2 separate regions of the Homo sapiens genome follow, and region 1 is linked to region 2. A link is an interaction called in ENCODE POLR2A ChIA-PET data of the cell type or tissue named here. Cell type or tissue: B cell. All regions are shown on one strand. Region 1 overlaps CD55 (CD55 molecule (Cromer blood group)). Region 2 overlaps LOC105372880 (a long non-coding RNA gene).

The links. Peaks named below come from ENCODE experiments on the same cell type or tissue, not always from the same donor. Only the 100,000 strongest peaks of a DNase experiment are listed, where the experiment ranks them.
Region 1: POLR2A ChIA-PET joins it to region 2 with 5 read pairs; 5 of 35 experiments call an interaction of 5 or more read pairs at or near these places.

Annotation. Positions count from the first base shown.
Region 1 is chr1:207,351,679-207,354,178 of GRCh38, forward strand. All of the region lies in intron 9 of CD55 (CD55 molecule (Cromer blood group)), which reads left to right. Among named protein-coding and RNA genes, the nearest start is that of CD55, 31 kb to the left of the region's middle. In B cell, no CTCF peak of the experiment used is centred here; no DNase peak of the experiment used is centred here; H3K27ac peaks cover 830 bases.
Region 2 is chr1:207,417,625-207,420,124 of GRCh38, forward strand. All of the region lies in intron 1 of LOC105372880 (a long non-coding RNA gene), which reads left to right. Among named protein-coding and RNA genes, the nearest start is that of CR2, 35 kb to the right of the region's middle. In B cell, no CTCF peak of the experiment used is centred here; a DNase peak (open chromatin) is centred at 980.

The sequences.
Region 1 (2,500 bases), 66 kb before region 2:
ATGTGTTTCAAATGAAAGTCTGATGATTTAATGATCACAAAAGTGATGAGTTTAATAAATGAGTTTTTTCTCACCTGCTCAATGGCACTCAATGAAGGTTTGAAATGCCTTTTTTTCCTGAAATTCTTTAAGTATTATACCCTTTGATTTTCTAGAAAACTTTCCTTAGTCGGCATTCCAGCTTGTGTTAAAAAATAAAGAGGAAGTCCTTCCTTCTTAAACTGGACATATGGCAACATTTTTTGTGTGTGATTTCATATTTGTAGGACATAAACCTGAAAATTATATTCATTAAATTTATTATGTGAATGAGGTTACTCTTCTTTAAAGATAAATTAACTCTACTGCAAGAAAATTGTTTCATCAATTACACTGCAATGTAAGTAAAATGATACAGATGATCTTTGAATTTTGGAAGTATTTGATTTTTTTTTCCTATTCTGCTAAGGAAGAAAGACTGACTAATGTTACAGAACTTTCTAATTTGCCTTGTAAATGAAGCATGTGTTGTGAATTTTAAATCTTTTCTTCCGTTGGCTTTGTATAAGTGTTTCCCAATTTTTTTTTGTGGGGGGTGGGGGGTGCGTTAATTCTTGCTCTCTTCTCACCAAAGACCTTTTTAGACATTTTTTTTTGATCATCCTCCACCACACATATACTGTAAATCAGTTTATGTATCACATATATATCTGCACTCTGTACTTAAAAAAGGAAAATTTTTTTTTAACTTTCATCAGGTATCACCCCCATTGAGAATGCTTGCTTTCTGTTGGTTTTGTTTTTATTGTTTTTAAAGACAAAATCATATAGAAGAAAGAGCTTAACCTCTGGAGTCAAACCAGTCGGATGTTGGTTTGAATCCTGTTTTTTTCACTTAGTAATTATTCAACCCAAGTGATTAAGTGATTAACTTAATCTCTCTGAGACTCAGTTTTCTCATTTAAGAGATAGAGATTGTGATTCCTATGTGAAGTATTTGAAGCTTAATGTGATTAGTGGGTATGAAAACTCCAAGCACAGTCCTAAAAGTTGAATAAATATTAGCTTAAGGAAGTCACTGCATGCAATCACTATTATTTTCCTAAGCTGGATTTCTGATAATTTCATCACTCCCTCTGGCCACACCAAAGAATAAGAACAGTCTTTTATTCAGGTAATATTTACATGTTTTCTCTGTGGCAAGTACTGTACTGATTTTTTTTAATGTATTATTTCATATTCTTCTCACAACAATCTTATAATGTAGCATTTTTATCCCATTTTCAGCTAAGATAACTGTGGTTTTGCAAAATTTGTAACTTGCCTTTCACAGAGCTAGTAGGCAATAAATAGAGGCCGATGACTAGTTTCTCTATTACCAGGTTTTTTTTTTTTTTTTTTTTTTTTTGGATGGGGGACAGGGTCTCACTCTGTCACCCAGGCTGGTGTGCAGTGGTGCAATCTCGGCTCACGGCAACCTCTGTTTCCCAGGCTCAAGTGATCTTCCCAGGTACTTTAAAAGATAGAAAGATGCTCATCCTAGTGACAGACCAAGAGACAATACAACCCAAATTGGACAATTAAGGTGCCGTGATTCCCTACAAGTATTGCTTTATTCCCCTCTGTTGCCAAAGTCCTATACTGAGACATTCATAAGTCCCTCATGGGGACTAATAGATCAATTTAAAGAATAATAAATAAGAAGTCAGGAAATATTCAGTGAAATATAGAAAATATTTTTTCTGTATCCCCTAACAATTGTGTACTTATTTATCCTTTAAACTTGAATATGGCATATATTACAGACTAGCCCAAATCTAAATGTACTTTCAAGAGTCTTGACTCTTAAGTAGCTATTTGAAGTTAATAAGATGTGGTTACAGGGGTCTTTATGTCTTATTACATGCCCCTATACATGACAAACTTAAGTCCCATTATAAAGTGACATCAGTTATCTGCCTGTTATTCAGGTTTAAGTCAGATAATATAATCATATAATCTTTCTGTGATACGTTTAGTCTGGAAAAGGAAGTATGTGAATTTCCCTTATTAAAAAAATTGAAGAAATACAGAGGTACAGAAAATCCAACGATGATGGCAAGACACTTAAAGGGTCCTGTGGATGTCTCTCTGAGGAAGCAGAGTTGAATCTGCATTTACAAAATGGAAAATTTAAGGGTTACTCAAGCATACTGTTTTTCAAATCATCTACGAAAATCTCTTCCCAGGGTGCCTTCACTTGTCCACAGGCCCTTTATTCTGTTACATTAAGTATGATATAAGCAAGAACAAAACCTTTCCATAACTTTTTGTTTTCATAGCACATGCATTGCATTTCCACTTTGTTAGCTCTGCAAGTTAGACCTTTTGAAGTGTCTGGGTCATCCCACATTTCTTCAAAAAAGATGATGTGCATCCTCTAGGTCACTCCAGTTCTTGGAGGTAGGTAGATAGAATTCTAAGTTGGGTTCTTTGGCAGTGAAGATGATACCCTATATATTAATGTAGTATCTGTCTAATG
Region 2 (2,500 bases):
TGTTACAAACCCTACCTACTTAGCATACAGTGGGCAAAGCTGATTAATCTCATATTTAGAAGTTGTATGAACAAGCGCAACATTGCACCTCCTACAACTGTGAGTAAAATAAATGTCGTTCTCATCTTTGCATCTGCCTATAAAGCTTATTTTAATAGAAATGAAGATAACATAAAGACTATATGGTTTACTGACTGATTCTGAATCAGAGAACTTGGAGAAAGAAAATTATATGATCAAGACTTTAAATTCTCAATTCAAGCTTGAATAAAGAACAAGAAATTTTTTGAAGGCCCCCCCAAAATTATCTCACGTAGTCAACGAGTAAACATTTCTTAAAAGAAAAACAAAACAAAAAAAAGAACTAAAGTTATATCCTGTGGGTGACAGACTTACAATGAGAAATGTTTATTTTGAAGAGGCTTTAATGAACTTCCCAAAGAAGTTACCTTGGAGGGGAATGCTGATCCTCATCAAGACCCACCTCCAGCAGCTCTCATTGGTTCTAGATCTATAATTATTTTTAAGTTCTCTCAGCTCCCCAGGCTTGATTTTATGTGTGACCTGGGAGGAAGTATTATATACATGGAAAGAATTTCCAGATTTCTCTTATTTATGTCTGTAGAAATCCAGGGAATATAAATGGGAGTGGATCTTAAACATGTTAGACCAGAGTGAAAGAAATATGTCATATATATATTTTTACCAGGTGAGTGCTAGCATTAGTGCATTTTCAGCATGAGAGCACTAACAAAAGATTCTGGGTTTGATGCATTAGCTTAGACAACTGGGAGTGGCTCTAAAAATCTGCTCCACTGGTTGACTAAAACCTAAACTCAAAGGTGACCTATGCTGAATAGACTGGAGAATGTCAGAGCTTTCTAAGTATATTGTAGAGGAAGGTATCTAACCATAAAGGAAATTTCTGCTTCCAGCAAAGGTGGAAAAGAGGAACTGGGTTTATCCTCCCGCCTACATAACAAAAAAATAGATGACATATAGGAAACAATTATTTGAAAGACATTGGACATCAGATAATGAAGGACTGGGATCCCTGTGAGATGGGAAACAAATGATGTAAGACTTATGATTGCCCTACTTTACTGTCTTGAAAGAATCTCCAGACTGCTGCACAGGGAAGGGGAATGAAAGTGGAGGGCAGTGAACTACCTAAGTTGAGACAATACTGAGAGTATGGGGAGATCAAGGAAGCTAGGAAGGTAAAGTTCACAGGACAGAGACATAGAAGAGAACTGCAGAAAAAGAGAACTTTGGAGATCTGCAAAAGGTGCTCTTGAGTATTTAGCTGAATACCATTCAATGCATTCATGTGAGAAAAATATTCATGGTTAGAGAAAAGGATTACTTGTGACAGTGCTTGCCATTCACAAAAGGGCAGTGGTATGGTTTGAATATGTGTCCCTTCCAAATCTCATGTTGAAATGTAGTCTCTAGCGTTGGAGATGGGGTCTGGTGGGAGGTATTTGGGTCATGGAGGAGTATCCCTCATGTATAGCTTATCCTATTCCCTTGGTGATGAATGAGTTCTTGTGAGATCTGGTTTTGTAAGAGTTTGTGGCAGTCCCCTGTCCCCCACTCTCTTGCTCCTGCTCTGGCCATGTGAGACATCAACTTCTCCCTTTGCCTCAACTTCTCCCTTTGCCTTTCACCATAATTGAAAGCTCCCTGAGGCTTTACCAGAAGCCAAGCAAATGCCAACACTATGCTTCTGTAAACCCTGCATGAGCCAGTTAAGCCTCTTTTTTTTTCCTTTCTTTTCAGACAGGGTCTCACTCCTGTCACTCAGGCTGCAATGCAGTGGTGTGATCACGGCTCATTGCAGCCTCAATTTCCCAGGCTCAGGTGATTCTCCCATCTCAGCCTCCTCAGTAGCTGGGACTACAGGTGCATGCCATCATGCCCAGCTAATTTCTTTTGTATTTTTTATAGATACAGGGTTTCACCATGTTGCCCAGGCTAGTTTTGAACTCCTGCACTCGAACAATTCACGTACCTCACCCTCCCAAAGGCCTGGGATTATAGGCTGAGCCACTGCACCCAGCCTAAACCTCTTTTCTTTATAAGTGATCCACTCTCAGATATTTCTTTATGGCAATGCAAGAACAGCCCCTAACGCAGGCAGAAACTGTGCCTGTTTTCACCAGCTTGACTGAAAATTAACAATTCATGAGGGTTTATGTAGCATGCCAGAAGATTTTGGCTCTGGAATTGGAACAATTATCTCCAGATTGAGCACTGCTCTGGCCTCACCTAAAAAAATATTAAAATCAAGACCCCAAAAGATCACATATTTTAGGTAAACTGCACAAAAGCATGAAGTGCAAGAATGTTTACAGAAGTACAAAAATATTCAGCACCAATAAGGTAAAATTCAGAAAGTCTACTATCCAATAAAAAAATTAGCAGTCATGTGCAGAAGCAAGAAAATACAGTCCACAATGAGGGGATAAATCCATCATTTGAAACCTACTCAGACTGG